Linked DNA regions of Mus musculus: region 2 is linked to region 1. A link is a loop called in an ENCODE intact Hi-C map of the cell type or tissue named here. Cell type or tissue: heart. All regions are shown on one strand. Each heading gives the region's core, and the rest is flanking DNA. Links, peaks and the distances in the headings are about the cores only.

Region 1 (15,659 bases), core at 4,943-7,442:
GGTATACTGTAGCACTGCCTCCAGGGCACACTGTAGCATTGCCTCCAAAGCTCACTGTAGCACTGCCTCCAGGGTACACTGTACTGTAGCACTGCCTCCAGGGCACACTGTATCACAGCTTCCAAAGCTCACTGTAGCACTGCCTCCAGGGTACACTGTAGCACCGCCTCCAGGGCACACTGTAGCACTGCCTCCAGGGCACACCGTAGCATTGCCTCCAGGTACACTGTAGCACTGCCTCCAGGGTACACTGTAGCACTGCCTCCAGGGTACACTGTACTGTAGCACTGCCTCCAGGGCACACTGTATCACAGCTTCCAAAGCTCACTGTAGCACTGCCTCCAGGGTACACTGTAGCACCGCCTCCAGGGCACACTGTAGCACTGCCTCCAAGGTACACTGTACTGTAGCACTGCCTCCAGGGCACACTGTATCACAGCCTCCAAGGTACACTGTAGCACTGCCTCCAGGGTACACTGTACTGTAGCACTGCCTCCAGGGCACACTGTATCACAGCCTCCAAAGCTCACTGTAGCACTGCCTCCAAGGTACACTGTACTGTAGCACTGCCTCCAGGGCACACTGTAGCACTGCCTCCAAAGCTCACTGTAGCACTGCCTCCAAGGTACACTGTACTGTAGCACTGCCTCCAGGGCACACTGTAGCACTGCCTCCAAGGTACACTGTACTGTAGCACTGCCTCCAGGGCACTCTGTAACACTTCCTTCAGGGCACCCTGTAGCACTGCCTCCAGGGCATACTGTACCAGAAAGAAACCAAACAAGACAAGACGAACAGGAAACAGAATGCTGTGCTCAGACATCTTCAAGAGCCACTGTTTAAGGCATCATATACAGCCAATACTCTAACCCCAGCTGAAACAGCTTTAAAGCAAAGGCCTTGCTGTTTTAGAAAATGACACAGGAGAAGTGACCCAAGGCTGTAGCCTATAAACAAGCCAAGCTGCTGAGAGTGTGGGCCAATTACTTCCTGTGAACTTTGAGCTACCCACATGACCCTAGTCCTAAATGTCACGGTACCATCAACTAACAACAAACTGACCTGTCAGGGGCTTCAGCTGCCTCATGAGATCAAAGCTTAAAGACAAAGTCAACAATGAAAGAAGAAAAGCTATCTTCAGGCCTCAGATACCTCCAAGGTTCAGGAAAGGGAGAGTTGATGTACATTCCAAAGCTGTGAAAGTAGCCGATGATCATGAAAATGAAGCAGTACCTGGACATGCCAGCCCAATTCTAAGAACAGTCTACGTACACAGTCTTGGGTTTAAAACACAGGTCCTCAACCTGAGCCCATCCTGGGACCTGCACGGTGGCAGCTATCACTTTCCAGAATTCCCCAGGGCAGGAGACCGAGTACATTTTAGGTCATTTTACCCAGGAAATCATCCAGCCAAACACAGATATCAATGAAGACTTCACTGGCAGAGCTGGATATTTCTGATTTCAATATAATTTGACAAAAGTCTTTGAGGGGTTTTTGCTTTGGGGTTTTATGTTGAGAACAGATATCACAGCTCTACCTCCACTTCAAGTGCTTGGATTACAGGCATACACACCACCAAGTCCAGAGCCAGTTGTTGTTAAGAGATATTCTTTAAAAAACATTGAAAGTGTACAAAGTAAAAATAAATAATAATAACAAAACTAAAAGAATTGGGGAGGGAAGAATCACAACTTCTTTTGGCTCCACTTATTTTTCTTCATACCTTAGAATTCTTCATTACTTTAATACAATTCCTTTATATTATAGGAAAATGTACATAACAAACTCTATGGGCTAATTATAATTATAATGAAGTCCCTGCACTCTCTTAGGCAGTCACCACAATTCTCCGCCTCTAGAACCTGTTCACCTGAAACGCTTTCCAAACAACAGATCCTGTGCCTCTCCCCTAGACCCTGGTCGTCACTCTTATACCTCCCACTTCCATGAACTGACCACCCTAGATACCTCAGTACATGTCATCTAGTTAGTTCATGTCCAGTTCCTTTCACTGAACATAATGTTCCCTGAACCATTCTGTCAAGCTTCATCCAGGTTCTTCATTGCTTTTGTCTTATTCTTTGACAGTTTCATACATGTAAATACTGAATTTGGTGTTTTCACCCCACATTGTTACTCCTTCTCACTCTTTTCACGTGCTCACTAAATCTTTCTTTCCAGCAATCCCCCCTTCCACTTTCATGTCTTTCTGTTTGCTTTGTTGTGACCCACTGTCTTAGTTAGGGTTTTGCTGCTCTGAACAGACACCATGACCTAGGCAACTCTTATAACGACAACACTTAATTGGGGCTGGCTTACAGGTTCAGAGGTTCAGTCCAGTATCATTAAGGCAGGAGTGTGGCACCATTCAAGCAGGCATGGTGCAGGAGGAGTTGAAAATTCTATGTCTTCATCTAAAGACATCTAGAAGACTGGCTTCCAGGCAGCTAGGAGGAGGGTCTTAAAGTCCACACCCACAGTGACACACTTCCTCCAACAAGGCCATGCCTGCCGGGTGTGATGGTGCACGCCTTCAATCCCAGCACTTGGGAGGCAGAGGCAGGCAGATTCCTGAGTTCGAGGCCAGCCTGGTCTACAGAGTGAGTTCCAGGACAGCCAGGGCTACACAGAGAAACCCTGTCTCGAAAAAACAAACAAACAAACAAACACAACAAGGCCACACCTACTTAATCAAGGCCATGCCTTCTAATAGTACCTCTTCCTGGGCCAAGCATATTCATGCCACCACACCCACTGAGTTTAAGATAGTTTCCATGAGCAATGGCCATGGGATATTGACAGGAACATAGGGAAATTTTTGGTGGCTACACTGCTAAAGAAAATGACTGTTCACTCAGTAATCTTATTGCTAGTTGCTCCTAAAGGAGGGGGTGGGGCCTTCAAAGTGCCTGATAGAATTTTGACAGGGCCCATCTTATGCAGGTCTTATGCAGGTCCCCACAGTTGCTGTGAACCCATGAGTACAATGGCCATGCCACACCACCATGCAGGTCCCAAGATGGGCTCAGGTTGAGGACCTGTGTTTTAAACCCAAGCCTGTGTACGTAGACTGTTCTTAGAATTGGGCTGGCATGTCCAGGTACTGCTTCATTTTCATGATCATCAGCTACTTTCACAGCTTTGGAATGTACACCAACCTTTCCTGACTTGACTGTGGGTGGTTGGGGTTGGTTGGTTGGTTGGTTGGTTGTTTTCCAGCACAGAATATTGAACCCAAGACCCCATTGGATGCTAGAACAAGTACTTCCCCACTGATCTACAGCTTAATCCCTCATTCAAAAGCTAATTAATAATACCCTGTGTGTACAGTTAAAATACATTTTATTGACCCACTGATCTGTCACTAGAATGTGAGTTGCTTCCAGTTTGAGGACATTGTAAATAATCTGTTATGATCATCTGTTGGTGCACCACCTATAAATGGGATTACTGGCTGGAAACAATTCTGCTTAACTGTTTTAAGGAAGATCCATACTATTGTCCCATTGTATAGTCCACAGCATTTTAAATTCCTCCCAGCAATTCACAAGGTTTCCCACTTCTCCAAGTTCTCCTCAGCATCATTTCCTGTTTAATCTAGGCTTTTCTTCAGTTAATTGGTTGGATAGCCATTGTAATGGATATGAGGCACATCTCATTTTGTAGCTTTGATTGGCATTAAGGTCCTTAATGATTAGTGATTGCTCCATGCTCTTTTAAATGGTGTTTCAAGATATCTCATTTTGTTTCCTCAGCTCTCTTAGCGGGATAGGAATGTAGTTGTTGCTTTAAGTAGATAACCCTAGATGCTCCAGATCTCTAAGGAGCAACTTCCAACACACTAATACAAAGAAATCAATTTCCATGATTGAGGTTTCAACCTCCTTTTAAAACCTGAAGACAGTCCCAAAAGTTTCCTTCTAGGCTCTTAAACTGGGCAAAGCAGCCTTGAATCCCACACTCTGATAGAGCCAATAATGTCCATTGCTGAAGAAGTATGGACCTGGGACTCTAGTATCACAGGTGCCACTATAAGCTTGGATGTAGCTTCTCCAACTCTTCCTTACTTCTCCTCTCAGCCTCCCCTCCCACTCCTCCCCACATCCTCCTCTTCCTCACCCCTCCCCGACACCCATGCTCTACCATCCCCCTTCCAGGGCTAGCAGAGAACACAACAGGCCAGAAGAGGCAGCCCCCTTCTTAAAGCCAATCTACAAAGCAAAACAAACACAGGCAGCGAAGGAATCTGGGAGGCTAAGATCCAGTTCTGAAGCAGTGGCCCTTCAATTGCTAGGGTCTCAGTTCCACTTGCCTGCCTTTACCAAGGTTGTCTGACCACTGCATAGCATCTAATTCCCATCTATGTATAAGCTGATCTAACCCCACTGAGAGGACTTGAGAAAGTTTACACATTACCTCCAAATCTTTTTCAAATCTTTTTTGTTTGTTTGTTTGTTTGTTTGTTTGTTTGTTTAACTGTCTTGCAATGCATGGTCTTTAATTCAACAGGCAAGATGCTCTGCAGATCACTGTGGGCCCAATGGACCAGGTCCCTAACACTGAGACTCCCCACCCACCAAGTGAGGCTGCCTTCCTTGGGCTCTCCCTAAAACTCCTGAAGTGTCTCCAGTGCAGATAACCAACCACCCTGGATCCATAAGCAGAGAGTAACTTATTAAAACTAGTGTCTCCTAATAAAGAAAACAGGTCACTCTATGTGGTCTGAGCAAAATCCTGCATTTCAATGGGCTCCCCCACAGACAATTAGGGCAGATGCACAGAGACCTGAAGCAAACAATCCTGCAAAGGGAAATTTACCAAACACTTTCTTGCCAACTCAAAATAAAAATACCAGAAGAGAAACAACCTCTTCTTTTTTTTTTTTTTTTTTTTTTTTTTTAAAGATTTATTTATTGATTATATGTAAGTACACTGTAGCTGTCTTCAGACACTCTAGAAGAGGGAGTCAGATCTCGTTACAGATGGTTGTGAGCCACCATGTGGTTGCTGGGATTTGAACTCCAGACCTTCGGAAGAGCAGTTGGGTGCTCTTACCCACTGAGCCATCTCACCAGCCCGAAACAACCTCTTCTAAAGCAAACTTTCCCCTGCCACCTCCGTGCCATTGATGAAGCTTTGATGACTGTGGACTCTCTATATCTTTTGTTGTAGCTATTTACTACTGATCTCCTATTTAATGTGGAATTGCAACGGGGACCCCAGAGAATATAAGACATTTTGTGGCTAAACAAAACAAAACAAAGATGTTTTGAGCCACAATATATATGATGAAGCCAACAGGAGACAGGGAGGCCTGCTGGATTATTCTGAGATACTCACAAAAAAACAAGTCCAAGTCTTCCCCTAAGAGAAGACTAGGACCCAAAAAGTCTCAAATATCAAAACCATATTTTCCATGTGTGATGGGAATATGAAAAAAACTGGAGGGAAAACAGATATGTAAAATGCACACACATAACTAGAACTCTCAACTTAAATTCTATCAAATATGATACGTGCTAGGCTTTACAACGAGAATCCAAATATCAGGGACAGATCACCCTGTCATCTAAAACAAAATATTCAAGCACTTTTATACAAACAAACCTTCTTGGTCATGTAATAGTTCCCTCTGACAGAGCAGTCTGGGCAGAGAGCAATAAACAAAATCCAGACAGGAAGTAGCCAGAGAGAATAAAGGCAGAGCGTTCTGGCCCCATCTCCTTGTAGAAAAACAAGAAATATTGCTCTATTTTAACAGAATCATTACAGAGCCCAGAGCCAAACTATAATGTGTGTTAATATGGTCAGTGAGGGGAGTAGGGTCTACAAGTGAGTTTTGAATGTTTTGGCCCCGTTCCTAGAATCAGCGCCATGAAATCAGCTCTAACTACTGACCACTGGCAGTGCCAGAATCCAATTCCCATCCAGAATGAAATATTTTTACTTCATCCCTGGAGGTCAGCCTTTGCAAAGCCTTTTCTCGTTTTGACACATGTGGGTTTGTGCACATGGAAATTCTCTATTAAAACTTCTACTTGCTAAAATAAGTCCAACCTTCCCACAAAAGAATGCGTAAAGAAAGCACCGTGCTTTTAACTTAAGAATGACAGTACATTCCACAGTTACTTTCCTAACATAGATGTCTGAGCACCAACGTTCAGCAGAAAGAGAGCACTGCATGACATGCTGGGGCAATCACTGAATAATCATCATGCCTCCCAAGAGACATGTGTCAATTTCAAGCATGTCTGAGAACCACAGCCGTAAGGGGCAAGCGTCAGCATTCCTCCCCAGCAGAGGCCCTGGGTGTCTCCTAAACGTACATTCTCCATTCCCTCCACACTAATAGACACTCAGACAGGCACATGCCTATCTAGGGGAAGATTTATTTCTCAACCACCCTTGCAGATAAGTCAGCATGTGACTGGTTCTGACCAATGGGCCCTTGACCACAAAACGCTCTTAAAAGGAAGAGATTATGCCCTCTTCCTGCTATCTCTGCTCAAGATTTTAGAGCAGAAATTCAAGCAACCATCTTTGCCAAAAAAAAAGTGGAAGCTATACTAAAACACGTAAAACACACATGCACGCACACAGGCTCGCCCCCACCATGTGCAGAAGGGAGAAAGCTCTGTGGAATCATTCTTCCAGCCTTGGCTAGTTTGTGCTCAGACCACTACAGATCAGAGTTAAATCAGTTCCTGCCTTGTTAGTGCCCAGCAACTGCACAGCCTAACGCACATCTCGCGAGACACTATGAATCCAGCCATTGTTTTTTCGTTTGACTAGCCACTTGGGGGGCTAGGGGGAAGAGACTCAGATAAGATCTTATATAACTCAGACTGACCTTGAACTCACTTCATAGATAAGGATAATCCTGAGTGCTTGATCCTCCATACTCTACCTGGCATATGTCAAATTATGTGCGCTCACCACTGTGCCCACTAGCAGCCATTTCCTAGGACGCACTGTAAACTTCCTGATATGAGCAACCGTGGGGATTTGGTGTCCCTTTGCTATTATGAGCCATGTTTCTGAGATTCTAGTTGCAGTTTTTACATATATACAAAATCACATGTAAAGCAATCCTTCAGGCCGGGCACCTTTCCAGAAGGAGAAAGCAGTCTGTTTTATCTCCTGTGTCAGTCACCCAGCACGCACACATCACACCTGTGTGCAGTCATTAAGGCAACACAAGTCCAGGCACCAGAGTCTTCCCCATCATTTGTAAAGTTAGACCCTTGCCTCAGTGTGGTGGCACTTGTTGTAACTCCAGCACTCAGAGGACTCAAGCCAGGGAATTAGCTCTAGGCCAGCCTGGGCTACCCACCAAGACCTTGACTCAAATAAACCAAAACAGAATAGAATCAAATGGGAGAATCATCATAACCTCCTCCTAACAGCTGAGTCTAAGGAGGTGCCATTCTTCTAGCTCAAGAAGAATCAAACGCCAGACTCTGTACACTTGGGCCATACACCTAGGTCAAAGTTATCAGGTCAGGTTGTATAGGCTTGTAGTGGCTATTCCTGGTTGTCAACTTGACAATATTTGGAATGAACTACAATTCGGAATTGGAAGGCTCACCAGTGACCCTTATCTGGAGGCTTGGAGATCCTTATCTGGATCTTGGTTTGAAGATCTTGAGCCATAGTGGCTATGGATTCCAGAAGATTGAATCTCCGAGTTAAGGAACACACCTTTAATCTGGGCTATGCCTTTCATCTGGGATTAAAGGTGTGGTGGAACACACCTTTAATCTGGGCTACACCTTTTGCTGGAGACAATATAAGGACATTGGAAGAAGGGAGTCTAGCTCTTGCTCCTGCTCCTTCGCCTGCTTGCTGCGTGAGACTGAGTAACTGCTAGATCCTTGGACTTCCATTCACAGCTGTGACTGAACGATTGTTGGGAATTGAGCTGCCGACTGTAAGTCATCAATAAATTCCTTTATTATCTAGAGACTATCCATAAGTTCTGTGACTCTAGAGAACCCTGACTAATACAGAAGTTGGTACCAGGAGTGGTTCTAGAGTAACAGAAGTACAAGGATGAATCTTTTAAAATACTGGAATTGGCTTGTTGATCCACCAGCACTTTCAAATATTGAAACCTCTCCAGATTCTCTCCCTCCTGGGAGCTCAGAGAATTTTGAAGACCCATGGTTGAAACTATATTCCGAACTTAAAGAAGCTAATGCCCTTGATTTTCTTAATGAATTAGGTGATTCAGTGCACAAAGCTTTCTACAAGATGGGAAAAAAATCGAAAAATGATTTTACTGGCTGGCTGCTCTTAGTATCTGTGGAAAAAATGATGAATGAAAGGAAGGAGTTGTGTGATAAAATCGAAAGGCTCCAGACACAAGTAAACGATCTAAAAGTTGCTAAGTGTGTCCTTGAGGAGAATCTTCTCTCTTGTAGCAATAGAGCTCAAGTTGCAGAAAATCAAACAGAAACTCTCATTGTAAGGTTGGCTGAACTACAGAGAAAATTCAAGTCTCAGCCTCAGAGTGTGTCGACAGTTAAAGTAAGGGCTCTAATTGGCAAAGAATGGGATCCTACAACATGGGACGGGGATGTGTGGGAAGACCATGTTGAAGCTGAGAATTTTGAATCCTCAGATTCTCAAGGGTTTGCCCCACCTGAGGAAGTAGTACCCTCAGCCCCACCTCTTGAAATAATGCCTTCCCCACATGAGGAAATTAATTTTGCAGAGTCTGCTCACGGCCCACCAATAGTTTCTTCTAGACCTGTAACCAGACTCAAAGCAAAACAGGCTCCTAGAGGGGAGGTAGAAAGTATAGTCCATGAGGAAATTCGCTACACTACTAAGGAGCTTAATGAGTTTGCTAATTCATTCAAGCAGAAACCTGGTGAATATGTGTGGGAATGGATTTTAAGGGTGTGGGATAAGGGTGGAAGGAACATAAAACTAGAGCAGGCTGAGTTTATTGACATGGGTCCTCTGAGTAGAGATTCTAGGTTTAATACGGAAGCTCGCATAGTTAAAAAAGGTGTCAAAAGTTTGTTTGAATGGTTGGCTGAGGTGTTTATCAAAAGATGGCCTACTGGAAATGACTTGGAGATGCCTGATATTCCGTGGCTTAGTGTTGATGAAGGGATTTTAAGACTTAGGGAAATTGCAATGCTAGAGTGGATATATTGTGTAAAGCATAATTGTCCACAATGGGAAGGTCCAGAAGATATGCCTTTCACCAGCTCTATAAGACGCAAATTGGTGAGAGGGGCACCAGCACATTTGAAGGGTTTTGTTCTTTCCCTTTTCCTTGTGCCAGATCTTAGCATTGGAGATGCTTCTGCTCAATTAGATGAATTAAATTCACTGGGTTTAGTTGGATCCCGAGGTAACAAGGGCCAGGTGGCAGCATTGAATCGCCGGAGACAAGGTGATCCTAGTTATTATAATGGACAGCGTAGACAAAAGAATGTTTATAATAACATACCCAGTAATGGTCAGCACAGGAGAGGTGAAATTTATAATGGCATGACTCGCTTGGACCTTTGGTACTGGCTAATCAATCATGGTGTTTCCAGGAATGAAATACATAGGAAGCCTACTGCATATTTGTTTGATCTGTATAAGCAGGAAAATTCTCAAACAAATGAAAGAAAGGCTACATTAGATCGTGGTAAACAGCAATCTCGGCCAGTGAATCAATTTCCAGACTTGAGACAGTTTGCAGATCCGGAACCCCTTGAATGAAGGGGTGGCCAGGTTCCTCTGAGGAAGGATCTTGATAAGACACTCAAAGGTTTTGCTGTTACCCTTTCTCCAGTTCTTCCCCAGAGGGACCTACGGCCTTTTACAAGGGTAACTGTACACTGGGGAAAAGGAAATAATCAGACTTTTCGGGGTCTGCTGGATACTGGTTCTGAGTTGACACTGATCCCAGGGGATCCCAAGAAACATTGTGGCCCTCCAGTTAAAGTAGGGGCTTATGGAGGGCAGGTAATTAATGGAGTTTTGACTGATGTCCGACTCACAGTAGGTCCAGTAGGTCCCCGGACACATCCTGTGGTGATTTCCCCAGTTCCAGAATGTATAATTGGGATAGATATACTCAGAAATTGGCAGAATTCTCATATTGGTTCCCTGAACTGTAGAGTGAGGGCTATTATGGTTGGAAAGGCCAAATGGAAGCCTTTAGAGTTGCCTCTGCCAAAGAAAATAGTGAATCAAAAACAGTATCGTATTCCTGGAGGAATTGCAGAAATTACTGCCACTATCAAGGACTTGAAAGATGCAGGGGTGGTGGTTCCCACCACATCTCCATTTAACTCTCCTATCTGGCCAGTGCAGAAAACAGATGGATCATGGAGAATGACAGTTGATTACCGAAAACTAAATCAGGTAGTAACTCCAATTGCAGCTGCTGTACCAGATGTAGTTTCCTTACTTGAGCAAATTAACACATCTCCTGGCACCTGGTATGCGGCTATTGATCTGGCAAATGCCTTCTTCTCAGTACCTGTCCATAAGGACCACCAGAAGCAATTTGCTTTCAGTTGGCAAGGCCAACAGTATACCTTCACAGTTTTGCCTCAAGGATATATTAACTCTCCTGCCCTGTGTCATAATTTAGTTAGAAGGGATCTTGATCGTTTGGATCTTCCACAAAATATCACATTGGTGCACTATATTGATGACATTATGCTGATTGGACCAAGTGAGCAGGAAGTAGCAACCACTTTGGACTCATTGGTAACACATATGCGTATCAGAGGATGGGAAATAAATCCAACCAAAATTCAAGGACCATCTACCTCAGTGAAATTCTTAGGAGTCCAGTGGTGTGGGGCATGCAGAGATATTCCTTCTAAGGTGAAAGATAAGTTATTGCACCTGGCCCCTCCTACAACCAAGAAAGAAGCACAACGTTTAGTGGGTCTATTTGGATTCTGGAGACAACACATCCCTCACTTGGGTGTGTTACTTAGGCCTATTTACCAAGTGACTCGGAAAGCTGCTAGCTTTGTGTGGGGCCTGGAACAGGAGAAGGCCCTTCAACAGGTCCAGGCTGCTGTGCAGGCTGCTCTACCACTTGGACCATATGACCCAGCAGACCCGATGGTACTTGAGGTATCTGTGGCTGATAGAGATGCTGTTTGGAGCCTCTGGCAGGCCCCTGTAGGTGAATCACAGAAAAGACCTTTGGGATTTTGGAGCAAAGCTCTACCATCATCTGCAGACAACTATTCTCCCTTTGAAAAACAGCTCTTGGCCTGCTATTGGGCCTTAGTGGAAACTGAACGTTTGACAATAGGACACCAAGTTACTATGCGACCTGAACTACCCATCATGAGCTGGGTACTATCAGACCCTGCAAGTCATAAAGTGGGACGCGCACAGCAGCAGTCTATTATCAAATGGAAGTGGTATATACGTGATCGGGCCAGAGCAGGTCCTGAAGGCACAAGCAAGTTACATGAAGAAGTTGCTCAAATGCCTATGGTTTCTACTCCTGTTACAATGCCATCTGCTGCCAAGCATGCACCTATAGCCTCATGGGGTGTTCCCTATGATCAACTGACCGAAGAGGAGAAGACTAGAGCCTGGTTTACTGATGGCTCTGCACGTTATGCAGGTACCACCCAGAAGTGGACAGCTGCAGCATTACAACCCCTTTCTGGGACAACCTTGAAAGACACAGGTGAAGGGAAATCTTCACAGTGGGCAGAACTTCGGGCAGTACACATGGTATTACAGTTTGTTTGTAAGAAGAAGTGGCCAGATGTACGATTATTCACTGACTCATGGGCTGTAGCCAATGGATTGGCTGGATGGTCAGGGACTTGGAAAGATCACAATTGGAAAATTGGTGAGAAAGACATCTGGGGAAGAAGTATGTGGATAGATCTCTCCAAATGGGCAAAGGATGTGAAGATATTTGTGTCCCATGTAAATGCTCACCAAAAGGTGACTTCAGCCGAGGAGGAGTTCAATAATCAAGTGGATAAGATGACCCGTTCTGTGGACAGTCAGCCTCTCTCCCCAGCCATCCCTGTCATTGCTCAATGGGCACATGAACAAAGTGGTCATGGTGGTCGAGATGGAGGTTATGCTTGGGCTCAGCAACACGGGCTTCCACTCACCAAAGCTGACCTGGCTACTGCTGCTGCTGATTGCCAGATCTGCCAACAGCAGAAACCAACACTGAGCCCCAGATATGGCACCATTCCTCGAGGTGACCAGCCAGCAACCTGGTGGCAGGTTGACTACATTGGACCACTTCCTTCGTGGAAAGGACAGCGTTTTGTTCTTACTGGAGTAGATACTTATTCTGGTTATGGATTTGCCTTTCCTGCACGTAATGCCTCTGCTAAAACCACCATTCACGGACTGACAGAATGCCTCATCTATCGTCATGGTATTCCACACAGTATTGCTTCTGACCAAGGAACTCATTTCACAGCCAGAGAAGTACGACAGTGGGCTCACGATCATGGAATTCACTGGTCTTACCACATTCCCCATCATCCTGAAGCAGCTGGTCTGATAGAAAGATGGAATGGCCTTTTGAAGACGCAGTTACAGTGCCAATTAGGTGGTAACAGCTTGGAAGGTTGGGGCAGAGTTCTTCAGAAGGCAGTATATGCTTTGAATCAGCGCTCGATATATGGTACAGTTTCACCCATAGCCAGGATTCATGGGTCCAGGAATCAAGGGGTGGAAAACGGAATAGTTCCACTTACTATCACTCCTAGTGACCCTCTAGGAAAATTTTTGCTTCCTGTCCCCATAACTCTAGGTTCTGCTGGCTTAGAAGTTTTGGCTCCAGAGAGGGGAGTGCTCCTACCAGGAGCTACAACAAACATTTCATTGAACTGGAAGCTCAGACTTCCCCCTGGTCATTTTGGGCTTCTAATGCCCTTAAACCAACAGGCTAAAAAAGGAATAACAGTGTTAGGAGGGGTGATAGATCCAGATTACCATGGGGAAATTGGATTACCTCTTCACAATGGTGGTAAGCAAGATTATGTCTGGAGTGCAGGAGATCCCTTAGGGCGTCTCTTAGTACTACCATGTCCTGTGATTAAAGTCAATGGGAAACTACAACAGCCTAATCCAAGCAGGATGACAAAGGACGCAGACCCATCAGGAATGAAGGTATGGGTCAATCCTCCAGGAAAAGAGCCAAGACCTGCTGAGGTGCTGGCTGAAGGTGAAGGAAATACAGAATGGGTAGTAGAGGAAGGTAGTTATAAATACCAATTAAGGCCACGTAACCAGTTGCAGAAACGAGGATTATAAAGTAATATGAATGCCCATTGTAAATTTACTAATGCGTTTGCGATTGTACGAGGGATAGTTATATCATGTTAGGCGTATTTACAACCTTGTTATTGTTTCATGTGAACATGAGATATTATTTGTGTCAAGTTGACAAGGGGTGGATTGTAGTGGCTATTCCTGGTTGTCAACTTGACAATATTTGGAATGAACTACAATTCGGAATTGGAAGGCTCACCAGTGACCCTTATCTGGAGGCTTGGAGATCCTTATCTGGATCTTGGTTTGAAGATCTTGAGCCATAGTGGCTATGGATTCCAGAAGATTGAATCTCCGAGTTAAGGAACACACCTTTAATCTGGGCTATGCCTTTCATCTGGGATTAAAGGTGTGGTGGAACACACCTTTAATCTGGGCTACACCTTTTGCTGGAGACAATATAAGGACATTGGAAGAAGGGAGTCTAGCTCTTGCTCCTGCTCCTTCGCCTGCTTGCTGCGTGAGACTGAGTAACTGCTAGATCCTTGGACTTCCATTCACAGCTGTGACTGAACGATTGTTGGGAATTGAGCTGCCGACTGTAAGTCATCAATAAATTCCTTTATTATCTAGAGACTATCCATAAGTTCTGTGACTCTAGAGAACCCTGACTAATACAAGGCTCCTCAGTGCCTTCACTATTTGGGATGGGGATTTAGCTCAGGGTAAAGTGCTGCCTCGAACACAGGAGGCCCTGGATATCCAGCATTAAATAAACAGGGCTTGAGGGTGTGAGCCCATAATAGAGGCAAGAGGATCCGAAATTCAGAGTCAGTCTTAGATACACAGTAAGTTCTAGGCCAGCTTAGAACACATGGGTCCTTGTCTCAAGGAAAAAGAAAAAAGAAAATCACAATTTGCTTTAAAAGACACCAAAGCCATTTTGCAGTAACCATCATCACCACTTACAGAATAAAAGGACAGCTGGCTCCCCGACAAAAATGACAAGAGTCAGCAGCCAAAATATCTTAGGCACACTGAGAAGGCCCAGTGAGCCACCCACGGAATTCAGCACACACCAGCCCCAATCCAAACAAGAGCAAACCGCCTCGTTAACATGCTCCACGAGCCAGGCGGTTTCCTCCTATTGCACCCACAGAAACGCAAGCAAGCGTCATTAGTGAAAGCATTTTAAAACTGAAAGCTCAGGTTGCCCTTTTCATTTATTTCTTTAAGCTGCCTCTGCCTTGTATAATAAAGGTGATTGGGTGTTTGCTTTGTGATTCTTAAGTCCTAAGTGTAGGGTTTCTCATATGTAAAGAATATTGTAATACAGACCATTTATGAATGTAGCATAATAAATGTTGCCACACACACACACAATGGCTGGCTGTCACTTCCCTTTATTACTTGGGAGAGTATGACTTTCCATGGATTAACAACACAGACCAAAAGAAAGCTGTTATTTCAACCCTTTGGCAATGAGCAGATAACAACAGAAGCCAATTTGAATCACCTCCGTTTTTCACAAATTAAATCCAACAGTAAAGTATTTTACTGTATACTAAATGTAGAGCACACGACCTATCCCTATATAGAAATGATCTTCAGGAGGAAACCAAATGATAGCTCTCTAAGCAGAAGAAACAACTGCTAGGCGGGTAGAGGAAGCTTATAAGGGCTTTGCAGCTGAGTACGAAGGGGACCAACCTGAGGTGGCCATCTAAAGAATTCTCCACCGTGGCACCTCATGTAGAAACAGCACAGTGGTTAAGAGGACTTAGATTTAATTCTCAGCACCTACACAGCAGCTCTCAACCATCTGTAGTTTCATTGCAGTGGAGTCAATGTCCTCTTCTGGCCACTGCTGGCACCGTGCGTGCATGCTGTGCTCAAGCCTAAGTTCAGGGAGACACTGGTACACGTGAAGGGCAACCCCCACAAAGCGCCATCCTCCCCAGTCCGTCTGGCTAAGCACTGGCATTAAAGCTGAAGGAGCCGTTTCATTTTGATAATTCTTGGAAGGCCTCAAATAACAGCTAAGAGCATTCTACAAAGATGCCAGAGGGCACGGGAGAATGGAAAATTACAGTTGAAATCTCATCTTTAAAAGAGCCAGTTAAGCCACTGACATACAAGCCAAGCTCAACTCTACCTGACTAAGGAAGCCAAGGATAAGGACTGATTAAACAAACTTTAAAGCTCTGCAGTTTTTAACCATTTTATATTCTAAAACTTGGGCTTTCCCTCCACCCCTACACAAACTGAATGACAGTCCCGGGCTTTTGAACATGGTTGGAAGAGAGGAATCTTCCTGTGGGGCAGTTAGGAGAATCACTTGATGCTGAGTGCATGACTCAGGGGTAGAAGAGTTTGCCTGGCATAGGCAAGGCCCTGGGTTCAGAGGTTCAGTCCCCAGCAAT
Region 2 (15,659 bases), core at 8,350-10,849, 51 kb before region 1:
GGGTCATAGACAGGATATAAAGTAGGGGTTTCCCCCTTCTGGTTTCAACTCATAGTTTCTGCTTTTCCTGTGATGAATGAGTGTGATTGACAGGGAAAGCATAAGACCCTAAATGAAACTCCATGGCCTCAAGACGGTCACTGCAACTGTATAAACACTCACTGAGATAGAGTTTGGGGCCTTGAAACACTGTGTGATGTTTTAATTTATGAGTTGATTAGAATAAGGTCAATTTTGATAAGCATACAGATTACTGCATCCTAAATTTGATTTTTTTTTCTCTGTTTTGCAGTGTTGGGGGGTCTAACACAGGCCTTTTGCGTGCTAGGTAAGCACTCTCCCCTGGAGTGACATCTTCAGTCCCTTGATCTTTAAATTTTTTTTACAACTATATTTCAACATAATTGATTTAGTCTAACCCTAGAGTTTCACTCCATGGGTTTTGTTTTTTTTTTTTTTGAAACAATAGTCTAAAAAGCAGCCCTGAGCTCTCACAATTTTCTACAGGGGTTCACAGCACAGAAAATGTCAAGAGGCCTTGCTTGCCCCACAGGAGGACCCATACAACAACCACAGTCTCTCACCAGTGCGTTTACGTCTTCAGTCTTATGGATGAGCATGCGAATCTCCTCTGGGTCGCCACTGAAGATTGCCTGGACCAGTGGTGGCTGCAAAACCAAGAAACTGAGTATTAGGACTATAACTAATATACATACCTGCGTTTGCATGCAGACAGCAACAAGGATATTTGTTCCCTCTAAGTTTATTAAGAATTATCAATGAGCAGGCAGAAATAAATAAGACTCCACCTACACGCACAAAGTATCTGAGACCTTAAAGACCTTGTCAAGAATATGACCAAACACAGGTCTCTATATTCAGACCCTATTAAGGACTAACCCTTGTCACTGCCAATTCAGATGTTGAAGTCACTGAAGACTATGCCTTTGCGGGCTGTTGGAAGGTTCTAGCAGAGGATCACAGATGCTCTGTACCTTGACAAAAGACTGGTCCTCTACTCAGGGAAGGGCATCTTCTTTCAAACAAATGTACAGCTATGGGAGGGATAGAGATTGCCCTCACATCCAAGACAAGCCCTTTGTGGAGGATATTATGACCTAAACACTTGTGGATCAATCTTCAAAACACCTTGCAGTTGTTCCCAAATACTTCCATAGCTTTAGCCAGTGGGCACTGGCTGTCTTACAATGATTATATAACTACTAGTTTAAAATAAGATATAACAAGGGCTAGAGAATGGGGGTTTGGAAGAGCAGAGAAGAATCCATTATATAGAAGAAGGAACTATAAAGTGTGACCCAACTGCAAGGACAGTGAGCTCTGTGGGATAAGAGGAAGGAAGGCACCTCAATGACCGAGTGTGGGTTTCTAGATGGAGACAGAAGGGCAGCCCATCCTAAAGAGAAGGTATGCACGGAGTGGATGTGCAGAGAACCTGCCAGAAACCATCACTGGGGTGAGTGATAACTGTGGGAACGTGCTGGGTTCAGGGGCTGACGCTTGACTTGCCCCACATGGTAAAAGATCTTCTTCACAGCCAACTCCACCATTTTCACTTCCCTGATGGAATCTGAGTCTAAGCATGGCCATCGCTGGCCACGCCCCTCATAAGATGGTGATTAATAGGGCCAAATGGCATAGTGAGAAATTTTTATGTGACCATTCAACTCTACTCAAATAATGTTTTCATTAAAAAAATGGTTAATGCTATCAATATGGAATATTTGGCCTCTTTTCCCCCTAAATTTCAAATCTTGGCAACTACATATATGTATTTGCTTACAACTTCTGTAAATGTCTTAGTCCTAACAGACAGCTGGATGATGGCAGTGCCCCAAGTTTGACTCAGCATAAGAATCATCCGAGCTGCTTATTCACATAAGATCCCTACGTCTCTTTCCTGAGAATCCTGATTACGTTTATCTAGAGAATGGGACTGTGAGTGTGGAATCGAATAAGTCAACACCTAACTCTTTGGAGCTAGAAGCAAACACTAACCTCAAGTGGCTCTACAAAGAGATCCTCCCCATGCCTGCTAACCAAGTCCCCAGCAGAACCACGCCAATCTTTTCACACTGTTCTGTCTGCTGAGCTTTTAGCAAAATGGTGTTGGGTGAGTTTCTGCCTAAATGAACCTTGGTGGAGAAAAAAAAAAAAAAACCAACAGCCATAAGGCAACATGTAGAGACAGAGTCAGAGTCTGGCAGACTGTAGTGTTAAATCAACAGAGGAACAGAGGTCGTATGACAGCTGACAGACTCAGAGTCTGAGGTGTGAGGCCAGCCCAGGCATCACCGAGCCAATGGTCAGTCACTGAACAAGAACACAGTGATCCGCACAGGGCCTCTCTCATGAGCACAAGGAATGCAGACACTCTGTAGGACGCATTAAGTCCTCAGTCTCCTCAGGCGAGGCAAACCTCCCAAGCAATGGCTGGAATGTCCCCAAGGAGAGGCTCCCTGACACAGCTGCCAGGGAAGGGTGCCAGAGTGGTTTCTAAGCACATGGAGGTGTATCTAGCTTCCCAAAGGCCCCGGGCCTAGCTCTGCTCAGAGCTGCTTCCCATACCACATGGTCAGACGCAGATTCCCTGGCTTCCATGGGAGGAAGCTGAACTTTTGAGTGTCTTCCGATGCTACCATCACATATATATGCATCCACACACCCACGACCGTACATACATGCACTGTGCACATCCTCATCTATGCTTTGACATGTATGCATAGAGACACGTGTTAAATCACTTATAGATACCTCCCACTCCCTGTAAACACGCCTGTTCTCCACAGCCCATGCCAGACAGACCTGTCTTCTCCATTATGCTGTCTAGCTGTCCCCACTGTCTTCACACCTGTGAACCCAAGTGTAACCGGCTCCAGAGCAGAACTTCACAAACAGACACTTTGCTTGCATAAAGACTGTGCCGGGGCCTAGCAAACACAGAAGTGGATGCTCACAGTCAGCTAATGGATGGATCACAGGGCTCCCAATGGAGGAGCTAGAGAAAGAACCCAAGGAGCTAAAGGGATCTGCAACCCTATAGGTGGAACAACATTATGAACTAACCAGTACCCTGGAGCTCTTGACTCTAGCTGCATATGTATCAAAAGATGGCCTAGTCGGCCATCACTGGAAAGAGAGGCCCATTGGACACGCAAACTTTGTATGCCCCAGTACAGGGGAACGCCAGGGCCAAAAAGGGGGAGTGGGTGGGTAGGGGAGTGGGGGTGGGTGGGTATGGGGGACTTTTGGTATAGCATTGGAAATGTAAATGAGCTAAATACCTAGTAAAAGGAGAAAAAAAAAAAAAAGACTGCATGTTTGCAGTGACTCTCCGGGAAGTCGTGCTCTTTTATAGACTTAGGGGCCTCTCTCTTCCTTTCTCTCCTTCACTCTCTCTCCCACGGAGAACACAGTCAGAAAATACTCAGGGAATTCTGTTCTTTGGGAATTCAACCTCGGGTAAACATTTACCTGCACGATTATTCTAATTACAATCTTTTCTCCATCAGTACTGGAGGGTTACCTCTGCCACCTATTCATCATTATAGCATTCCCAGTTTTTGCCTTAGTGGTGCTAAGCCTTAAAAGAGAAGCTTCCCCGGCACAAGGCTGTGCCTTGGGGTGCACAGTTCAATGGGTCTCCGCTACCCACAGTTTGCTCTACATAGCTTTCAGTCAGGGGCTGTCAACTTCAGTTCAAAAATATTAAATGGAAGATTCCAAAAATAAACATTTTTCTTCTTTTACATTATGCATCATTCTAAAAAGCATCACAAAATGTTGTGCCACCTTGCTCTATCCTGCCTAGGATGAGAACACACTACCTGCCCGCGAGTCTCGGTGCTACCTCAGCAATCAGATCATCTGTCGCTATGTTCAAGTGTCCCTTATTTATCAATGTCCCCAAAACGTAGCAGTAGTGGTGGTGGTCATTTTATTACAGCATAATTGCTGTATTTGATTACTGATCATTACTGTTAATCTATAAATCAAGTGTGGTCATAAAGAAGTACAAACACACATGATTAAAAGAAAGCGTCGTACACACTGGGTGTGGTACAATCCGTGGTTTCAGGCCCTCACTGGGGTGCTAGGGATACATACCCTGCAGGTAAGGAGACACTATTGTATTCTTTTAAAAACTCCAAATACCTTAGTCCAAATATAGGCAATGTAAGGCTGTGCAGTGCAGGATTTGGTGAACTCACTCTCAAGAGTCAAAATTGTGAAAAAACCATAACGGGAGAAAGAGAGTATTTTCAGTGATGCAGCAGTTACTTCAACTTATATTACTAGGATTTGCTTTGCACCTCAGCAGCTACACCCTGGCAATGCTTGCACAGGCCGTGAATACTAGCACCATCCCCTGAGTGACCCAGAAGGCAGCTGCCATTCCCAGTCTGGCTTCCCAGTGGCATAAGGGGTCGGGGCAGGGTATTTGGATGGGGACTTGTTCCCACTTCCATCCACTCCCATCTTTCCTGGAAGGGAGGACAGACACATTTAGAGGTGACTGGCAGACAGGCTGATGACACATGGCCTGTATGGAGAGCAGAGAGGAGCAGAGGGCTCCTTGTATTTGATAGCCATTGTGAGTTCTGTAGCAAACATACACAAAAAAATAAAGACTCAGCAGAAAGCCACTTCTCCTTCTCACAGCCCTTTCATCCTAGTACAGAAGAATTGTTCTTTTTAATTCTCAGCTTTGGGAAACAAACCAGGGAGGGACAGAGGGAGGGAGGGAGGGAGGGAGGGAGGGAGGGAGGGAGGGAGGGAGGGAGGGAGGGAGGGAGGGAGGAAATTTCATTTTCAAAAGTAAGACCTGTGAGACATTATTCCCAAATATGAAGTAGGGCTATAATTCCACTAGGGGGCGCAAGATAGTAATTTGTTATCCTATCAATGTACAGGTGGTATATAAAGGGAAGGAAGGGAATTAAATGGTCCACTTCAGCTTTAAGAAAGTTCTTAGAGAGAAGCAGACACACATACACACACACACACAAACACACACACACACAACCATGAACACACCAAAAAAAAAAAAAAAGGTAAAGTAAATGAAAGAAAAAGATCAAACAGTATTGTTTAAACCCCACTTTTCTACTGAGCCATGAGGGCCCATTGTTTCCGGAACTAGGAAGAGACCATATGGATAAATCCTAGGTTTGAGAGTGTCATTTTCATCATTTGAAAACACAATTAGAGAACAAAGGGATAACTCAATTGGTAAAGTCGATGCCACACAGGCACGAGGACCCGAGTTCAGATCTCCAGCACTCATGAAAAACAGGCACAGTGCTGGAGGCGGGGCACAGAGACGGGGAGATCCACCAAGCCACTGGCCAGCCCACCTAGCTCAATGGAGGAGGTCCATGCCCAGTGAGAAACCCTTCCTCAAAAAATAAGGTGGAGGCCAGTGTGATAGCACAGCTCTGTGAGTTCAAGGTCAACCTGGTCTGCATAGTGAGTTCTCAGACAGCCAGGGCTTCATAACAAAATGAAAATAATGAGGTGGAGAGTGATAAGGAAATCACTGGACATCGACCTCTGTCCTCCACAGGCACTTGCCTCCACACATACAAACATGAGCACATACATGCACCACACATCAACATAGAAACAACAACAACAACAAAAAAAAAACACAATTCAATCCTTCTCTCAATTCTGCCATCCAATTAAGAACAAAGTCCGGGGCTGGAGAAGGTGCTTCATTCTGGGTTCAGTCAGAGCAGCTGGCAGGGGGGGGGAAACAAACTGATAAGCTTGAGTCTAGGGGCGTATCTCCTTGGTAGATTATTAACCTAGCATGCATGAGGGTCTAATCAATATAACGACAACAAAATTCATGTGCTCTATGGAAACCACTAATTAGACTTCTGCTGAGCCCACGTGGCCTTCCTGTGGTTAGCTGCAAGCTTTTTTCAATCTAAGCAGCCTTTGGATGAGAAGCAGGGGAGAGGGGCTCCCTGAGACCAAGACCAAGCCAGGGGTAATAAATCCAAACACATCTAGAAGTTGCCCTAGCATTGTGCTCCACATCCCTGGTGTGCTGCCTGCCTTTCTCTGATGAGATCCTGTGGCTAAAGACCTCAAATGTAAAAAAGCGAGCATCTTGTATTCCGATCAGGAAAGGATGCTGGGATCAATCAATAGCCACTAGCATTGGTATTCCTAAACATCTGCCTATGCTTGAGCATTCTGGGCACAGGGCATCACCGAGGAAGGATGGGGGCATGGTATTGGTACCTAATCGCTGACACACCAATACTCTGGCCACATAAAACCACCAGCTTATGTGAGTAACCTGGAACACTTCACTAAGAAACGGGCAGAGCTTGCATTTTTGCAAAGGGATAATAAAATTTGCTCAAGTCACTTGGTTTAATGAACAGAACGTGCAGTGTTCTCACCAGCAGGCCCAGATATGGGATGTCCAGATATGGGATGTCCAGATATGGGATGTCCAGATATGGGATGTCCAGATATGGGATGTCCAGATATGGGATGTCCAGATATGGGATGTCCAGATATGGGATGTCCAGATATGGGATGTCCAGATATGGGATGTCCAGATATGGGATGTCCAGATATGGGATGTCCAGATATGTGATGTCCAGATATGGGATGCCCAGATATGTGATGTCCAGATATGGGATGTCCAGATATGGGATGTCCAGATATGGGATGTCCAGATATGGGATGTCCAGATATGGGCTCTGTTGAGTGCTTCCCGACTGTAGATCATCTTACCTGGGGAGCTCCCCCCATCATAAGATGATGATGATCATGAAAATCAAAGCTGTCTCCCTAAGTACTGTAAGACCCAGACGGAATACACTCAGTCCTTATGAGCATAATTCGTAATTATGGAGTGAGGCAGTCAGCGTTTGAAAACGGCTCTCAGCTGGGTGTGGTGGCTCACACTGGGAACCCGGTACTTGGGTTATGCAGGGAGGTGGGAGGAGAAGATCATGAGTTTCAGATCAGTGTGGAAAGCAGCAAGTACCCATCTCTTAATTAATAATTAATTAATTAGGAAAGGCTGGACTCAGTAAAAGGATAACTTCATCATCAGAACCCACATTTGTAAAAGAAAGAAAGAAAAAAAAAGCAAGTCCTGATGAGTCACCATTGTCACCCCAGTGCTTAGGCCAGAGCTTAGCCTGCCTCATCTACTCAGAGAGCTCCAAGACCCTGTTTCTGGAAAAAAAAAAAAAAAAAAAAGAGGGGGAGAGACAGTGCTTGAGGAATGGTACCAACATCATCCTTTAGTCTATGCCCTCGTACACACATAAACACATACACACATACACACACATAGGCACATACACCCACATGTGCACACACATACACACTTATACACACATGCACATACACATATACATATGCGCAAACATACACACATATGCACACACACAGACACACATATAAATGTGAACCCACACACATGAACCACACAGGAAGGAAGGAAAGAAGGGAGGGAGGGAATGTGGAGAGAAAGAGTTTCTATGGCACATGTTACAAAGTCAGTGTTTATAATATTTCCAGGTATTTACCAGAAAGAAAAAGAAAATACATAAAATCCCAAGTTATAGTAAGAAGTCCTCTACTTAAGTAGAATGAAAAATGAAGCATGTTTAATCAGAAACTGGGTAAATTATCACCTAACCTCTTCAAAATGGAAACAACACAGAGGCAGCGGCTCGGCAGTGGGTTCTGAGGACCAAGTCCCAAGCTGGGGGACAGTCACATGCTTTGCTGCTCCTCTGCTCTCCTGATGCTCCTCCACTCTGCTCTGCTCTCTAAGGACACTCATCTTCCCCAGAGGACAGACAGCCCAAGATAACATGAAGTCCAGATACGTCAACTCTCCTACTAGCTACTGAAGAACATGAAAGGAGAAGCTGGGCAAAAAGAAATGTTGAAACCACAGATCAGTTAAACTGAACCCTGAGGCAAGACTGATTTTCCTGACCGATGATTGCTCTTTTACCACAGTAGGGAGACTGCTGCTGTAAAGCCAGTTGACTGGGAGTCTCCCAAGCAGAGTCTCCTCATCTCTAAGATGAGCTAATAGTAGCCATTTTACAAGACACACTCGACAACTGCATACAAGGCCAGAGGCCTAGTGTTCCCGCCATGAAGTCAAGGGTCCTTTCTGATTTGGAGGTAAAAAGCTCAAATGTTTTTACAGTGAGTTTCCTTGTGACCATCCTACAAACTGGATGAATAGATTTCCTCTAAGACTGTAGAGTAAGAGCTAGTGAGATGGCTGAGTGGGTAAAAAGGCTTGCCAGGCAAGCCAGAAGACCTGAATTTGAGTTTAATCCCTGGAATCCGTGACTGAAGGACTCCCAAAGCTGTTCTCTGATTTCCATGCACATATATACATACACACACACAATGATAAGAATTTTATTGTACACATTTATATGTAATGTTATATATTATGTTATTAATATACTCTACATTTCATATAATATATAATGTTATTATGATATACTATTATTATTATTATTAAGTAAAATAATACAACTGTAGGACAACCATCAGATTAGGGCCCTAATCCATGCAACAGCAGCTCTGAGGCAGAAGGGCTGCCCCTGCTAGGAGAGAGCAGAAATCCAACAGCCTGAATTCATCTCAGCTGCACTGGAAAAACCTCAAGAATATCACACAGCTCTTCTGTATGAACTCTAACTCAAAAAGCCACATAATAGAAACTTACTAACAAAATACACCACCTCTCTTTGACCAAGCTGTGTCATAGTGCACAGATGATTATGAGCAAAGAATATTACATACATGCATGAAAATGGTGGGCCCATTCTTTTATAGATTTAACATATGCTGACTTTGAAATGTGCTGTGTATTTATTTATCCCTGCTTGATAGAACTGGGAACTGATCTTACTGCTGAAGGTTAGCAAACAAACGTGTAGTTAGGCCGCCTTTGGTGATCTCTTGGTTACAGAGGAAATGACCTCCCTGTTTGGACCTCTGAAGAGTCAAACAGTTTATCTGCGAGTGAGAACTGAATCGAAAGATTTATGATCTCCTAATGCTGCCCAGTCAGAGGCTTCTCTCACAGGCCACGCAAATGAGGCATGAATGACGTAATAGCTATGATAGCCTAAGACCAATCCAGCCTCAGTTTCTACATACTCCCATCTTGTTTTACTTTTATTTTTGCTTGGGGGTGTTAATTTGTTTTTTGAGACAAGACCTTGCTACATATAACTCAGGCTGGTCTAGAACTTACTATGTAACCCAGGTTGGCCTACTGCTCTCAATAGAACTCTTACATACTATGATTATGGGTGTGAGCCACTGTGCCCAAATACTAAATACCTAGTAGCCTACAAAGCATTACCAAATGGAGGATACAGTCTCTATGATGCATGGATAGTCACACTACACAGTAGTACAGATTTTATTTCTTTTTTGTGGGGGTAGTGTGAGACAAGGTTTATTTGTGTAGCCTTGGCTATCCTAGAACTAGTTCTGTAGACCAGGCTAGCCTCAAACTCACAGAGATCTGCCTGCCCCTGCCCCTGCCCCTGCCTCCCGAATGCTGGGATTAAAGGCATGTATCCACTACCACCAAACCTGATATGACTACTCTTTAAAAGCTAACACTGAAACACAATGTCAGAAAACAAAATAGAGGAAGGGAGACTTTTGAGGATATGTGTCACCAAAAAGCTGGAGAGCAGGCTGTAAGGTGAGGTCTGTGACGGGTGGGCTAAGAATAGAGCTCTCAAAGGAATTGGGTGGAAGAGTAAGTGGCTGGCCGGGAGAAGCACTGAGCCAGCAAAAGGAGTTCTAACCTAATCTTCGGACAAACAGGAACTCAGGTCTTGAGCAAGAGAAAGGCATGGAGCTTTCGCAAGCGTGTGCTCTGGCCACAACTTGTGTGCTGGAGGAGGAGACCCTGGAGCTGGAGACCCAGTGGGAAGACGATTGTCACAATTTAAGCTACCGCAGGAAGGCGTTTTCTGGTCTGCCTTGTGACAGGTTCGCCAAGAATGACCTACAGGGATGCGGTGGAAACTACGGACACTCTTTTCAACTCTTTAATGCCTGCTCTGTTCCTGGATGCAAGTTTGGCTCAGTATCTTGGCTACTTTCCTTCTCTCTTTATAGATAGCCCAGAGTTCCTGCCCCAAGACGTGAATGTTTCCAGGTGAAATCGAGGTTACTTCCTTTAGCTCTGGAACACTCCCATCCCATCCCACCCCACACACAGAACCTCTGCATGTGTAAGCTCTGTTTTGTCAGGCTTGACACTTGAGCACTGAATCGAAATCATAACATTTCAAAAATAGGCCATATCCATAAAGAGAAACGGAAAACAAAACACGGCAGACACGCTTTGCCAGGCTCCATATTTCCATCAGGATCTGCTGCCAACAACACAGATCTTTTTTTTTTAAAACTCTGTCTAGTTTCAAATGGCTGGAGATCTAATCTAAACCCTAGCTAAGTTAATTAAATAGTGTTGGGGAGAGAACTTTTAAAGAGAACCGGGACAAGGGAGATGGCTCCACAGATAAAGGCCCTTGCCAAGAAGCCTGATGCTCTGAGTTCCGCCCCTGGAGCCCACTTGACGGAAGGGGAGAACTGCCCTGAGTTAGCCATCCTCTGACCTTCGTGTATACACCACGGCGCACTTGTGCATATGGGTGCATACACACAAATAAATGTAATGTTTAACAACCTATTTGAGTAAGAACACAGTGGAACCAAGAGAACACTGTGGACAGAATATGTAAATCAGAATATTCTTAGTGAAACAAACAGAACATATAAATCATTCTTTAAGTTCCTGTTTTACCAATTTGTCTAGAGGCTTTATTTCCTAGCTGTTTTGCTTACATTCTTTCTACAACTGTACCTTACAGCATATCAAATCACATTTCAAATATGGTGGGTTTCTTTTTTTTTTTTTTTTGGTTTTTCGAGACAGGGTTTCTCTGTATATCCCTGGCTGTCCTGGAACTCACTTTGTAGACCAGGCTGGCCTCGAACTCAGAAATCCAGCTGCCTCTGCCTCTGCCTCACAAGTGCTGGGAGTAAAGGCATGCGCCACCACCGCCCAGCTCAAATATGGTGGTTTAATGATGTTAATCAATACAAGCCATTTTGGAGATCTTTGTGGTGGGGAAAACCTTAACGATGGCTTTTTTTCAACACTCAGCAAAATGTCTTTGTTCAGAGACATAAAGCAGTTTTCAATTGTAGGGTATAAAATGTGACTTTTGTTAATAGCTAATACACCTCTCCCTTATCATAAGGGATAATATGTTTTAAATTCCTCCTTTATAAAAAATGTATGCCAAAAAATGACCTATTATCATGGCATGCTTTTCTCATGGTGGCCACTTAAGCAGTTATAATTGCAGCAGCCTCAGAAGTCAGAAGATGAATAAGGCAATTTAAGTTGCATTAAATACAAGATCACCATGTAGATACAAAAGCCATTCCTTAGGACCTAATGAATCTTGCTGACTGGGGAAGGAGTGGACTACCATTGAACAACATAGACTCACTTAGTCAAACTAAGTCACTCATGATTCTGGAAAACTCCAAACTGAGCTTGTCTGAAATCTATTATAGTCTGAGTTCTTCGAAAGTAGCAGCAAGCCAATGTTTACACAAGCATCCCTTTCCACAGCTTACATGAGCTCCTCCTGAGCCCTGTCCTCCTTGTCTGTGGATTCCTCTTTGATCTCCATTAGCATTTTGTAGAAGGAAGATATGACAGTTCAGCTCTCACTATGTCTCTACAAATGGAGGACTAGGGACTGTGCAAACTGCTGTCAGTTGCCTTGGTGTGCTGACACTCAAATCAAGCCTGAATCACCTCTGCCTGCAATGACTAGAAGATGCCCTGCTACCCACAACGCCAGGAACATCACTAAGAGCCTGAATCTAAGACTACAGTCTTCTGGGAAGCATCTTTGGCTTCTCCAAACAAAATCATAGCAAGGGCCTTCATTGACAGATGTCTAAGGGAAATGATAAGACAGCAGGAAGAGAGAGGAGCCTGTGGGGCTGGAAAGCAGTTGGTATGGGAAATGGGAACTCTTACAGAAGCAGATAGGCCTATCTGACTTCCTTTCAAAGACAGTGGCCCCGTTCATATTTACTTTATTTCTCTAACTACAATCCACCCAGGTACTGATAAGGGATGTTTTCAAAACATGACTCAAGTGCATTCTGACAACCACACTCAGTCCTGGTCCACAGTGATTTACTAAGCATATGAAACTTGCCATCCTTCCCTTGAGAGCTCTAACACGTAACAGGAAGCACACAGCATATGTAACATGAATGAGAGAGAAACTGTGTCTGGCCCTCTGGAAGATGCAGCCTTTGAATTAAGGACTGGAGGTTGGTGAGGGTTTAAAAAGATGGGGTGTCAGTGGAAAGAGAGCAAGCACCTTCACGCTTTGAAGGGTGTGAGTAGAAGGAACAGTTTTCTCCATGGTGAACATGGGTGAATGGATGGAGGGAAAGAAGTCAGTGGGGTAAGATCACAGAAGCTGAGGATAAAGCTGCCTATTACATTTGGACTCTCTTCTGTAGAATTGGCAAGCTGTAATCTGTTTTTGCAGGGGGAGGGTGACTTGAGAGTTGAGTTTGGGGGGCTGGAGAGGCACCTCAGTGAGAACTGCAGATCTTATAGAGGACCCACATTTGATTCTCAGCTCCTTCATCACACAGTTCACAGTTGTCTATACCTCCAGCTCCAAGGGAACCAACACCCTTCTCTGGCATCCATGGACACTGTATGAACATTGTGCACATACATGTAAGCAGGTGCATGCACATAAAAACAAAGTGTTTCATGAAAAAGAAAAGAAGAAAAAAAAGAAAAAGAAAAAGAAGAACTGTAGAGCCAGGCATGGTGTAGCACATACCTATAATCTCAGCACTTGGAAAGTAAAGGCAAAGGATTGGGAGTTCAAAGTTATCCTCAGCTAATAGATAAGTTAAAGTCCAGCCTGAGCTACACGAGACCCTGTCTTAGATATAGCTGTCTCCTGAGAGGCTCTGCCAGTGCCTGAAAAATACAGAAGTGGATGCTCACAGCCATCCATTGGATGGAGCACAGGGTCCCCAATGAAGGAGCTAGAGAAAGAACCCAAGGAGCTGAAGGGGTTTGCAGCCCCCTAGGAGGAACAACAATATGAACTAACCAGTACCCCCAGAGCACCAACCAAAGAAAACACACGGTGGGACTCATGGCCCTAGCTACACATGTAGCAGAGGATGGCCTAGTCAGTCATCAATGGGAGGAGGGGCCCTTGGTCCTGTGAACGTTCTATGCCCCAGTATAGGAGACTGTCAGGGCCAGGAAGCAAGAGTGGGTGTGTTGGGGAGCAGGGGGAGGAGGGCAAGGGATAGGGAGTTTTCAGAGGGGAAACTAGGAAAGGGAATAACATTTGAAATGTAAATAAAGAAAATACCTAATAAAAATTAATAGAATGCTTATTAATTTAAAAAAAAGAGTTGTTTTTTTTTCCAAATAATAAGCCTCGTAGTAGATTGTGTAAAAGCTAAGAGAAATGTGACACAAGGGAGAAGATGACAGTACCAGTTTAGGAGAGAGCTCTCAGGGATGGGTATTCCTCAACTATGCAAGGAAACAGGGTCTCTGTGACCAGTCTGCAATCTAAAGGGTACATGTGCTCTCCACACCTTTAGATTGGTCTGAGCAGCCCACTCCATTGGAGCTGCCTAAAGACTCTCACTGACTGGGCAGAGTGCAGGGCTCTCTGCAGCAGCCAGCCCAGGCACCAGCAGGAGGTTGCTGGAGGAGTGTAGTAGAGCTGTGATCCTCTTTGCTGGGGAAAGCCAGTTGCTAGCTGTGCGATGCTCCCTTGACAGAGACCGGAAGTTGCAGGGCCTCTGAAGGTAGCACATCCCACATCTGCAGGACCTGTTACTCATCCGCAGCACGACCACAAGATCACAGCCTGGTGCTTCCGGTTTGAGTACTGCTTGCTCAGTCCAGGTCTCACTAACAGAGGAGGATCTCCTTGTGCTATGAGCTAAATGAAGAACAGCAGCAAATGTGTAGTACCTTTCTCTATATTTAGTTCCCAACTCAAAACTTAGAAGATACCTTTTTTTTTTCAATCATGCAGTTTCAAAACCAGAAAAAAATGACAAGGGGGCATCAAACCCTTATGCATTGTCTCTTTGTCTTGTGTTTGCTAGGTTATATCTTAAGTAATTTTTTACTACAACAATACAAAGTCAGGTAAAGAAAACCTTGATAACCATTCCTATCACCCATAATAATAGACTAATATATACTCTTTGACACATTTCCTGGATGCTGCTGTTGAACACAAAAATACCAATACATAAGATATTGAGTTATCACTAAAGTGGGCTCTTACTACATCCCTCTCTTAAAACCTGTAAGAACAACAACATACTGTGGTTATCTCCCAGTTAAGCTACAGGATTACCTAATTTCTTTACAGGGATATAGTGTTCTAGAAATACAGACATATTGTAACATAGCCTGGCCATGTGTTGCACAAAGAAGAGCTACAGAGCTGAAAGCATTTTATGAATGCCTATGGTATGCTATTTTTATAAAATACACAAAAGAAATGTATATTGTAGTCCATTCCTCGGAGAATGCCCAATAGAGTTGGGCAAATAAGGATGCCCCATGTAGACAACACAAATGTGCAAGATGGTACTCCAGAGTTCCCCAGACCCGAGGCAAGAGCTGCCAGGTTTCCCTCTGCACCAAGATAGACTGCAGAGAGCTCAGAGGGCTCTCCTCTGTTCAACCATCCCAGAAGTCTTGTTTAACTGACCAGGACAGCACAGGAGTCAGCCTAGGGAGGAGGCATCACTTGAACAAGACCTAGATAGGGGCTAGGGCACACAAAAGAGGGGGAAGGTGTTTGACAAATGAACGACAGCACCAGGCTGCTGTTCAACATGTGTTCATGTGGCGTGACGACCAGGGGTCCCTGGGTTTCTGAGCACTTTCCTCTCCCATGCCCCTCATCTCTACACAGCTCCTTAAAGATGTAAAGGAATCCAGGCTTAGGCACCCACAGCATTACCCTGAGAGTGATTTAATGTGGGATTTCAGGCAGCGTAAGCTTGGGACTGTCCCCTGGGTCCTTTTGTCCCATCATTCCTGTGTTTACTGCTGAGCAGCATGCATGTAAACACATGTGCTCACTCACACATATGGCTGTGAGCAATCATTCACACTGTCCCCCTCCATCTGGAAAACAGCATGAATAACGTGGAGAAAGAAAGTAGCGCTGAAGCTTAAGCAGTTAAGATTTAACAAAATCATCAAGTCTGCTTGCTTGCTTGCTTGCTTGCTTGCTTGCTTGCTTGCTTGCTTGCTTGCTTGCTTGCTTGCTTTTGAGATAGTCCCATGTAGGCAGCCCAGGTGGCCTCAAACTTAAGTAGCTGAAGCTGGCCTTGAACTCCTACTCCTTCTGCAGCCACCTCCCCAGTGCTGGGATTACACCATGTGTCAGCACACCTAGCTAAATCCTTTTCTAGCAAAAACTCTGAAAATGTTGATGTTGACAGTCACCCCAGTGTTGAGCTTCCTCTCAATGCTACAATTATGT

The links. Hi-C counts contacts between places; a loop is a spot of excess contacts. Peaks named below come from ENCODE experiments on the same cell type or tissue, not always from the same donor. Only the 100,000 strongest peaks of a DNase experiment are listed, where the experiment ranks them.
Region 2: it touches region 1 in a loop (2.3-fold over the local background); 1 of 42 quality-filtered maps calls a loop at or near these places.

What each region holds. Positions count from the first base shown.
Region 1 is chr1:54,882,298-54,897,956 of GRCm38, forward strand. All of the region lies in intron 1 of Ankrd44 (ankyrin repeat domain 44), which reads right to left. Among named protein-coding and RNA genes, the nearest start is that of Ankrd44, 36 kb to the right of the region's middle. In heart, for the core only: no CTCF peak of the experiment used is centred there; a DNase peak (open chromatin) is centred at 6,384.
Region 2 is chr1:54,828,028-54,843,686 of GRCm38, forward strand. Ankrd44 (ankyrin repeat domain 44) reads right to left here. Exons shown (of 28, transcript NM_001081433.3): 2 at 585-668. Among named protein-coding and RNA genes, the nearest start is that of Ankrd44, 91 kb to the right of the region's middle. In heart, for the core only: no CTCF peak of the experiment used is centred there; a DNase peak (open chromatin) is centred at 9,824.